Regions from separate parts of the Mus musculus genome. Here region 1 is linked to region 2. Evidence: chromatin loops called from intact Hi-C (ENCODE). Cell type or tissue: heart. All regions are shown on one strand. Links, peaks and the distances in the headings refer to the core of each region. The heading gives the core; the rest is flanking DNA.

Evidence for each region. Peaks named below come from ENCODE experiments on the same cell type or tissue, not always from the same donor. Only the 100,000 strongest peaks of a DNase experiment are listed, where the experiment ranks them.
Region 1: it touches region 2 in a loop (1.8-fold over the local background); 1 of 42 quality-filtered maps calls a loop at or near these places.

The regions. Positions count from the first base shown.
Region 1 is chr3:52,086,067-52,091,443 of GRCm38, reverse strand. All of the region lies in intron 1 of Maml3 (mastermind like transcriptional coactivator 3), which reads left to right. Among named protein-coding and RNA genes, the nearest start is that of Maml3, 16 kb to the left of the region's middle. In heart, for the core only: no CTCF peak of the experiment used is centred there; a DNase peak (open chromatin) is centred at 2,903; H3K4me3 peaks cover 523 bases; H3K27ac peaks cover 3,698 bases.
Region 2 is chr3:51,998,455-52,003,831 of GRCm38, reverse strand. The region is part of intron 1 of Maml3 (mastermind like transcriptional coactivator 3); the gene reads left to right. Among named protein-coding and RNA genes, the nearest start is that of Maml3, 100 kb to the left of the region's middle. In heart, for the core only: a CTCF peak has its summit at 2,769; a DNase peak (open chromatin) is centred at 3,601.

The sequences.
Region 1 (5,377 bases), core at 189-5,188, 88 kb before region 2:
CTTCTACAGAAGAGGCAACTTTCTCAGCTTGGAAGTTGTTATGGCTAAATGGTTGAAAATGTGTTGTGTCGTTTCACTAGGAATTTCTCAATGGTTTGCAGCTGCTATTGAAGTTTTTAAAAACAACGTTCCTCTTCTTTAATGGAGCATGGAGAAAATGATTTCGGAGTTGGGTTTTTGCGATGCCTCCTCAGAACTTGCCACGGGAAGGAATAATTGAGAAAGTTGTTGGTCGTCCCAGCACCTAAGCAGGAAGGATTTCTCACGCAGAAATCTATTTTTGGCCGATTTTATTTATCAGAATGGAATCTCTCTGTAGTCCACGGTGGCGCTGCTGGGAAGGTGGTTTTTGATGGTGACAAAAACAGGTCTTTTAGGTTGCAGGTCTGTTGGCACCCAGACTGTTGAAATCCAAGATGTGTGTTGCTTTTCCCGAGTTTGATCCCCTTCTTAGATTTGAGGGATCCCCTGATGAGGATCGTTCAGGGGCTTTTAGTAACTTTTAAATTCCTGGCTAAAATGGGAATTGGAACATTCTAGAATAGGTAACAGTAGCATAGTGATAGCTTGTATTTGTCAGAATCCTGCTTTGCCCCTCCCCTGGGGCTCGGTTGTCTGTATGAAGTGCTACACAGTTATCTGTCCTCTGGAGGGTCAAGGGATTGCAAACCTGAGACGTTTCTTGCCTCTCTCTTCCTGTAGGAGTTTCTGGGATTGGCTCCTGGGGTGGGGACTGCTATATAAGGGTGAGGAAAGGAGACTGGCTGTCTGTGGTTCTCCCTAGTACTTCTGTCATTCACTCAGTCTATCAGCAGAGATAGTGGATGCTCAGGATAATTATTTATGACCGTCTTTCCATCCAAAACGCGGCTCGTACTTCCCCTGTTTTCATCAACTTTGTGTAATCTATGAGTTTATGATACACTGAAGGGCAATAAATTTGGGAAGAGAGATAATTACCTCTGACAGACTTACAGAAATGAGGCCGCAAGAGGAAGCAGCTAGAGGATTGCCTAAGACAAGGCTGCAGTTACTCCACATGGGGAAAATGGTCCCCACAAGAGACTCTCCCATGTCAAGAGTCACAGCCCGGTGGGTCACACAGGTGACAAAATGAAGCAATGACTTCTGTGATTTTCTTCTTCCAAACAGACATTTTCCATAGTTTAACAAAATGGCCTTTTTAATTTTTAAAATGGGACTTTCCAGTGGAGGAACTCAAGGTGCTTGGTGCAGGAGGAGAACTGGCAAACCCTTATGGCTGTGCACTGCGTCCTTTAACTTCTCATAATTCTGAATTATTTTTGAGGAAACTATTTAACCTGACCTTAAAAATTAGTTTCCCTTTCCCAGTGGCAGCTCCTATAGTTGGGGTGGTGAACCTCAGGGGTATGAATGGGTCAATGTTCACTTGACTTTCCTGTCCCTCTCAGTGTGGGGCAAATGGTCTTAATCTCTATAAAGAAAGAGCCTCAGTGGTGTGGGTTACCCCACTGTTGTATTTAATTTTCTACTTTCTGGACTAATAAGAAAGTGTGGAATAAGTAAGAGATTGGGCTGGGAATATAGCTCAGGTGGCAGAGCGCCTGCTTAGCATGCAGGAAGCGCTGGTCCGGTTCTGAGCACTGTATGAAACCCGCCATATTGACATACATCTCTGGTTGGCGCTTAGGAGGTACAGGCGGAAGACCAGGATTATCACTGGCTATCTGTTGAGTTCCTGTCCCTCCTGGGATATATGAGACCCTGTTTCTAAAAGAAAATATGACAAAACAACACATGAGAAGGCTGAGAACTTAAGAGCTGTTTCTTCAGAGGACCCTGGTTTAAATCCCAGGACTGACATGATGGCTCACAATCTGTATGTAACTCCAGTTTTAGGGAGTCTGATGCTGTCTTCCGGCCTCGGGCACTGCATATACTTAGTGCATATACATACATTCAGGCAAGGCACTCACACATAAAATAAAATCTAAGAGACAGAGACAGACAGAGTGAGAAATAAGAGAGGGAGGAAGAGAAAGAGGGAGGGAGGGGAGAAGGGAGAGAGCACGAGACTCCTAAAGGCAAAGACTAGATGGTTGGGCATTCCACTGTCTTTAGTTTTTCTATGGTTTTTTCCTTGGTGAACCAAATCAAGCCCTTATCCACAGTGGGGATCGTCATGATCTTGGGGGAAGAGACAGAGAGGATCTAGCTGGAATATTCTGGGAGAGCATGCCTTATTGGGAGGGGCTTTTTGACGAGTTCTGCTGAGGAAGAAAATGACTGTCAGGTGTTTATAGGCGAACCAATCTGTCTTCGCCTTTGGCGGCTCTCAGCAGCAGGGTCTCCACACAGTGACTAGAGAATTCTTTGAAGTGGGTACTCCCAGAGAAGAAAGGGATGAGCCAAAAGGTTTGGGTCTCCCTATAAATTAAACCCAGCGTCAACAGGGATCAGAGCAAGAAACTTTAAGTGTCCAGTTTTCCCTTCTGTCCACACGGTCCCTTCCACTCCCTTCCTCCGTGCCCTGTGAATAAATAGCAAGTAGGTTTGGTGTTCATTACTCTTTTGCCGTGAAGACAAAGGTGACTCATCAGGCTAAATCGGAGATGGGGGGGTGGGGGGGTGGGGAGGATACCATTTTTCTCGCCGTGTACCAAGCTAGGTTACACGGAAGTGAATTCCCAGAAAAGTCGTAAAATAGTGAAGTAATCCTAAGACAGATACGGGGTCGACAGCTACAGGCACAGGCCCCTGAAGACAGGCCTCTGTGTTGTGGCGAGACAATACTGCTGACCATATGGTCTCATGGCAGGCCGGTTGTGGAAGTCAGTGGCTGCCTTTTGTTTGGGGAACTCTCTCAGCCATGGGTCTGTGGGAGCTCTCAGTGACTTCCTGTCTCCCTGGCAGGCATGCTCTTGGCCCCGGGCCAGGCTTGCTGTACTATTGCAGTCTCAGGCCAAGCCCAGCAGCTTGCATTTGGTAAGCAGTCATTGCTCCTGACTTTGGTCACTCAGCAAACCGTTTGTCCCACAAATACACACTAGGACCTTTTTTTACACGATATCTCCGTGGCAACTATTACAAAGAGAGCATTTTTTTTTTTTACGTACAACCTAATTAATTGATAAATGTATAGAATCCTGGATACTCAGTATTCCTGGTGAAAGTGAGAGTCGTTTGTATTTTTTCAGAGCCCTTTTCAAGTTGCTTCCCTACTCCTAAGGCTCAGCTAGCTAAGACTGGCTCGGATGCTAGAGGCAGGGCTCCTGCTACAAAAAAAGAGAGAGTCGCCATCTATCCAGTTTTTACATAGGGCTAAAACAGGCCCTATGCTTAGCCTGGGTCTATTTTTTGAATGTGTGAAGCCAGCATGTGTGTGTGCATAAAAAGGCTGATTAACTCCACTTTCCTCTGAAGCCTCTCCTCTGCCACTGTGCTGACTCTTCCCAAGACCAGGGTTTCTCCGTCTCCCTGAGTCCTGGATGTCTCTGATCACTGTTGGTTAGGGCCACCCACCCTGGCTCCTTTTCTTTGCTCCCCCAAATATGGAAATGATCCCCAAAAGAACACATGGCCCTGGGAAAGGTTCTTTCAAACACAGCAGAAGGCGAGACCCAGCGAGGCTCACACTCCAGGAGGGGAGGCTGTAGCCTGGGCTATTGTGCCCGTGAGGGAGAATATTTTTATTCCAGGAACTGCATGCATGGAGGAAATGGATACCACTCACACTTTGATTGAGGAACACCAAAAAGCTCCATGTTCTTGGTCTCTAGGAAGTCTTCGTCCTTCTCTCATATGTATGTATGTATCTGTGCTTGTCTGTGTGTGTGCATGTGGAGGCCAGAGGTGGGTGTTCGGTATCACCCTCCATTGCTTTCTTCTTCCATCTTGAGGCAGGAACGTCGCTACCACTGTCTAGCCAATCAGCCTGCTCCAGGAATCACCTGCCTCCACAGAGTGCTGGGACTACAAGTGGGCTGTTACATCCACTGAGCCTTTACATGGGCACTGGGGATTTGAACTCTGGTCCTTATACTTCTGTGGCAAGGGCTTTACCCCCTAAGCCATTTCCTAGCTCCTATGAAACCTTTTGGTGTAGAACACCTATGAAGGTTGATTTGGTTATGATGTTGGGATAAATCTATTTCTTTTCCTCATGAAGAAATGTCATTTCAAGGCCAATGCTGCTGTCTCTTGTATGAATGTATGTATGTATGTATGTCCTACTAATGACTAATCGGAGATTTTTATTTACACATTGGGCTGTGCTATGGGAATTGATATATTTTTGGCCTTGAAAAAAGTGTTTTTAAGTTCAAAGAATTACTCTGCTTGGAGACCTTCTGTGAGTTTGTACTCGCCATGTTAAGCAGGGGGTTAGGAACTGTTGTCCCATGCCCTGGAAGTGGTTCAGAATATTCTGAGGCAAGAGTGGGGTCCTGTGTTTTGTTGACTTGCTAATTAGTTTGTACCAGCAACTTGTGTGTGAGCTTCTCCTGGGTTCTGCACCCATACAAATTCCTTCCCTTGGGTCTCCTGGGTCAGTAGAACAAGCTGCATGCTTTCCTTCTGTATCCTGGCCCTCCTTGTTCTACTTCGACCTCTTGAGGATGAGGACCAAAGATGGGAAAAGGAAGAAGTGGGGGATAAATCAGGCAGTCAGAGGGGACAGATGGAAAAAGGTTGAAAAAAAAAAAAAGGGAAGATAGGTAAGAAATGACAAACGTTCTGAGTCCTAATTAATCAGGGGTATCATTTTCTATAGCTGAAGTATCCTGTTTCCTTGGACTTTCTAAGTATCTTTTTGTAACATGTAGTGTGTGTGTGTGTGTGTGTGTGTGTGCACATGCCATGGAGTGCATGTAGAGGTTACATCACCATGTGTATTTTGGGACTCAGGTTGTCATGCTTGGTAGCCTGACCGTCATGCGTGTCCTCACTGTCCAGCCCACCCATAAGTTTGTAAATATCTTTACAGTCATTTTATATTTTCAGAGTGCTAGCAGATATTCTAGCTATGCAGTGCATTTGGGAGACAAATATAGCAAGACCCTGCTCACTTTCCAAGGGACCAAATAAGCAAGTAGCCAAACAGCACTGGGGCTCTACGTTCTGTCCGTAGTTTCACCGCTCCAGTTTGGGAAGAAGAAATCAGAATCTTGAAATCGAACCATGCTGTTTTTATAAACTCTTAAGAAATAGGATCTTGGCAGGCAGTGGTGGCGCACATCTTTAACCCCAGCACTTGGGAGGCAGAGGCAGGCGGATTTCTGAGTTCGAGGCCAGCCTGGTCTACAAAGTGAGTTCCAGGACAGCCAGGGCTATACAGAGAAAGCCTGTCTTGAAAAACCAAAAAACCAAAAAAAAAAAAAAAGAAAAAAAGAAAAGA
Region 2 (5,377 bases), core at 99-5,098:
TGTTTAGTATTGAGTTTGGATGTGTGGAGATCAACAGGATTCCTCTGTGCATGTACCAACAGTTCTCAACCTGTTGGCTGTGACCCACCTTGAAGGTCGACCATCCCTTTCATAGGGGTCACCTAAGATGAACAGAAAACACAAATGTTTATCTTACAGTTCACGACAGTAGTAAAATTACAGTTATGAAGTAGCTGTACAGTTATGGTCCGGGGTCACCACCACATAAGGGTCTGAGTTAAAGGGTCACAGCGTTAGGAAAGTTGAGAAGCACTGGCATATATTATTCTTTCACTCCCTCACCAAATCAGATTGCTTTGTTTAACTGGAGAAAACTGGGTGGAGTAGGCTAAGAGGTTCTGCTTAAATTCAAGATAGAGGCCCTGCCCAGTGTTCACACCTCCTCTACTGCTCACTCCCGTGTTTCAGAGTCTCTCTGAGGGGTCACTTCTCCTCCGGGTCCCCAACCCACAAGGGCTGTGACTACAACCTAGTCAGAATCACAGGAAGTCTGTACAGGTTTTACGTGTGTTATATGACATAATCGTCACATTATTTTTCATCGTGAAAAAAACAGATGTAGCCTAAGTGTCCAATGATAAGGAGGTGTGTACGCTTTAAAATACTTAAGGAAATGGAAACATATTTGCAATATTCCAATCCCTGAGTTTAAGAAAAGAAGGTACCAGAACAGTGGGTGCAACATTCTATCTTTTAAAAACACAGGGAACTTGGGAGTAAGGTGGCTCCCACTTGGGGGTAGTGGGGCAGAGTGGAGGAGACTGGAGGAAGGGCTGACCACTGTGTACCACGCTGCAAGAGCAAGGGCAAGAAGTTTTAGAGGACTGTTCGCTGTATGGTGGCTTCATAGTGTCTATTGCAAAAAGTAGAAGCACTGGCTTTGCATTGTAAGTCCTGGAGGAGGCAAATGACTTAACTTGTTCTGATACATAACCATCTCAAAACATCTCCATACCCCATGGCTATGTTTAAGGTATCAGAGATAAACTGTAAAGCTGTGTCTAGATATGTTTAAGGTTGTGTTCAATGTACTGAAGATACACTGTAAAATACAATGTAAAATATGCACTTGAAGCTAGAAATAAAAATTCTAATGTCTGAGTGTAAAAACGATGTATCTTTTTATATCATATTATGTGTGTGGGTTTTGTCTTTTTCCTTTTGTGTGTATATGCCTTTCATGTGTGTGTAGGTACATATATGTGTGGAGGCCAAGAAGACAGTCTTCATCCTTAATTCCTTAATATCATTTGTCAGTATCATCTACTTTTTTTTTTTTGAACCAAAGTCTCTCATTGGACTGGAATTTACTAATTGAGCTAGGCTAGCTAGCAAGTCCCAAAGATCTTGCTTGTTTCTGCTTCCCCAGTGCTGGGATTACAAGATAGTACCCTACTTTGTCTTGCTTTTATGTATGCTCTCGGAATTCCACTCATGTCTTTGTGCTTATAGGGTAAGAAAACATTTTACCAACACAGCCATCTCTCTGGTCAACTTGCTTTCCCTACCCCACCCCCACCTGCTGCTACCAGTGTGTGTGTGTGTGTGTCTGTCTGTCTGTCTGTCTGTCTCTCTGTCGGTCTGTTAGGTAAGCAGGACAGGCTTCTGTCATAGCTAAAGTTGTGTATAAGTACCTCTAGTCCGTCTGTGTGTTAATTTAGGTTGCATGCATAATGTTATTTCAGGTTAGTGAGTTGCTGTAGGACATACCTACCTCTATAGTGGACTGAACCTGCTTCTGAGATAGACATTCAACAACTGCTCCAGTGGATTTGGAGGCTAGTTTGATGTCGGTTCACGCACATCTGGGCATGGGCATTTTACCATCCCTTGCCCTTTCGTCTGCTGAAGAGCTGTACAGATCTTGCTTGGCATTTTGACTTGGTATTTCCCAGCTGCTGCAAATCCGCCAAGCAGGGACTTGACATTGGCACTTTGAGGCCACTCCGTAGCAGGTTGGTTTGTAAAGAGATGCTAAATTTGCTGAGATAGTGAAAAGCTGGCATGTATTTATTTTGGGAAGAGACAGACTCTTGTGAAATAGGGGCCCATTCTGGAAGAACTTGTACCACTCATTCATCTCGCCTTGTGCACGGAGCTGTAATGCTACAGCTGTCACCCGTTTTCAATGAGCGATTGTCATATTGTCAATCCACGATAATACAGAACAATTTCTATTCTCCATGTTGAAGCATCGCCTTTGTAGTGCAATTCAGTTCGTATTAACAATGCTTTGATGACAATTCCTTCCCACTCCACCCTTCCAGCCCTCCCTCTCGCCATTTCTGAACCAGAGGAAATCGTATTTTGACAATATCTCTAGTGTTACCAATTTTCTGCTTTAAAACATTTTGGGCCCAGAGTCCTCGCTGAAACTGCAGAAAGCACACCGATCTATTTCCTTTTTTTTTTTTTTTTTTTTTTGAGAAGAAAAAAAAACCCAACCAACCAACAACATCAACAACAAAAACCTAACTCTCTGGGGATTGGGTAGTGACTTGCCCAGCAGAACTAAAAGTATTTTTAACCATTCCTTATTTCTTCTTAAAACATTTCTATAAAAAAGAAATGGCATATGCCTTATTATTCCCTTTCACGAGGAACATATTAGAAATCAGCTCCTTTGGCTTTGGTGTTTTCAAGATAGCCATCCGTGAGCTTGGCTGTTTTCCCAGTTCTGAGTGATGGCAGTCCTAGACCTGGCATTACTGCCCCAATGGATCAGTACTTGATGAGTCGCCCTAGAGGTAAAGTTGGTTCTGGGTGTGAGCGCTCCCCGTGTATCTTAACTGTCACAATTCACTGTTTTAAGCTGGTTGAGTGTTGAGCTTTTTCTGAACCCTCTCAAGAGCTAGATCTGGGTAGACACAGGAGTGATTCAGACCCACCGTGCACACTTGTATAATCCGGGCCAGGACCAACACTGTAGATCTAAAATGCAGTTATCCTGATGGCTTCGGGATGTTTTCATTGTACTCATTTAAAAATTTCTCACCAGGGAAGTTGGAACGATGGGAAATTTTATATGGTCCCAAATGCCCCAGATGACTGGTTTATACTTTGACCTTAGAAAGGATAAAAAAAAAAGAAGAAGGTAAAACAAGTCAGTGCTTTTGAATAGGTTTCAAATATAGGAGAGCCAAATTGCGCGCACTGAGCGAGGGAACGAATTGAGCAGAGCTTTAGGTAAATGAATGTGGATGTGATGGACCTCAGTGGGAACTTGGGAGGTAAAGGGAAGAGAGGAACAACCTGAAAATGTGTATAGCATGTCCATAGAGCCGTGGCTTCTGAGAACAGCCTTGACTTTGAATAGCTTGTTGCTTTGTCCCTATAGGTGGACTTGCTTTCTCCCCGACCCCTATCCCGATGCAGCCCGATATCGCTGAGCTATTCAGGGCGCTCTGCTACCCTACTCTTGAGGTCTCAGGAAGGTGAAAACCAAGTCTTGCCCAATAGCTTGGGACAGGAAGTGGAGAGGACCGCTAACTGAAACTTGAGACTGTATGTAAAGTCCGTGCCAGAGTGGCAGGGCAGATGTTTCTTCTCTAACAGGAAGCACCCGTGGCCCACAGGAAGCGCCAGAGTCCCTCACACATGTCATCCTGTATTCGCATCTCTGCATCACTGCGTGGTCACGTGGGCTCTGTGTGACTGGAAACAAAGGCGGGACCACGGGGGAAGGAATACACCACGTGATTATTTACCCAGCCCTTTTTTTTTTTTTTTTTTAAAGATTTATTTATTGATTATATGTAAGTACACTGTAGCTGTCTTCAGACACTCCAGAAGAGGGAGTCAGATCTCGTTGGGGATGGTTGTGAGCCACCATGTGGTTGCTGGGACTTGAACTCTGGACCCTCGGAAGAGCAGTCGGGCGCTCCTACCCACTGAGCCATCTCGCCAGCCCCCCCTTTTTTTTTAAGTATACATAGCATTGCCTGCAGCCCTTCAAGCCACAAGTTAGACATAGCCACTGTAGCTGTTCCATTTATCCACCTATTCATCTGTGCACCCTAATAAAATGGTCAGTTGCGCGGGGTCTGCAGTCTGACCGCTGGGTTCAATCCCAGCTCCCCCATGAAGGTAGAAGTTAGGGACTTCACTTACATGCTGTTAGTAAGTCACAAATAGTAACTCGGTATGTCTTGAGACGGGAGGGAATCAGGGAGTGAGTGGGTTTCTATAGAAGGCCTTTAGACCGCACTGAAGAGTTGCTGTTTTATTTACCCATCTCTTGAAAAAGAGATCGCTACACATGTAGTTTTGCAGAAAGTCCATCTTTCTGGATGACAGAATTACAGCCTTCTCCTTTAAGTCCCTGGATGCATTGTTTTTCTTGGTATTTATCATTGTCTAGACATTTTAAAAAGAATAGATATTTTTAAAACAATGCCAGGGCTGAGACCTTTAGTCCATTGGAGGGAGGAGCTCTGAATTCAACTCTGCTTGTTTGATATTGAGTAGTTAGTTCATCATCTGGCCTTCCCCTCTATACTTCTGTCTTCTACCTCGATCTTTCTTTACTTCTGACTCTCTTTATTTTCTGACCTTTGGCCTACTGCCCATGGAGGCAGATAGCTCTGTGTGTGCAGCCGTTCTTGTTCATGGCTGTTCTGAGACCCAGTCACACACTGGTAAAACTCACCTCTTGAAAAATCTTGATAAATCAGTTTGCATTTATAAAGAATTGGTAACTAAGCAACTGTCACTATAAGACAAAGTAAAGTATTATGTTGAATGTTGAGTACACAGAAGTTTAAAAACTAGCGACTGTGACTCACCACAATCCAACGATTGGATGTTGTCACCGTGGAAGCCCTAGAGACTGAGTGTCAGGGGCGAGTTTAATGGCTCAGCCACTTGATAAGTGGCAATTGTAGTTCCGTGTTTTCAGGGACTTGAGTCGAATTAGCTGTATTAGCTCGGATTGTCAAGATGTCTAAGGAATGGAAGGGGGTGTCATCGCTTGTGTTTATGTAACAGTGGAAGAACACTGTTATTATACATGACGCTTATATTTGAATCCTAGTTAAAACAGGGAAGAGTTGGCTCCTGGGCTGATTCCCCTGCTCTAGTTAGATAAGGGCAGTACGAAAGGCGTAAATACGGCAATCACTCTCAGCACATTTTCATTTCTCACAAAGTGGTGATATCCTCGTGGCTGGCATTTTCAGCTCTGCCTTGCTGACTTTTAGAGGGGCTTTAAAGTGCTCGTCTCTGTTGAACGCAGGGCTCGATGGGCTGCGGCACAGCCTATGCGTCAGGGTCTGGACCACACCGACCTTGAATTAGAGGCAGAGGGGCTGTGTACACTCAGGTGAGAGGATTCCTCCCCCTCCACTTGAAGATGGGA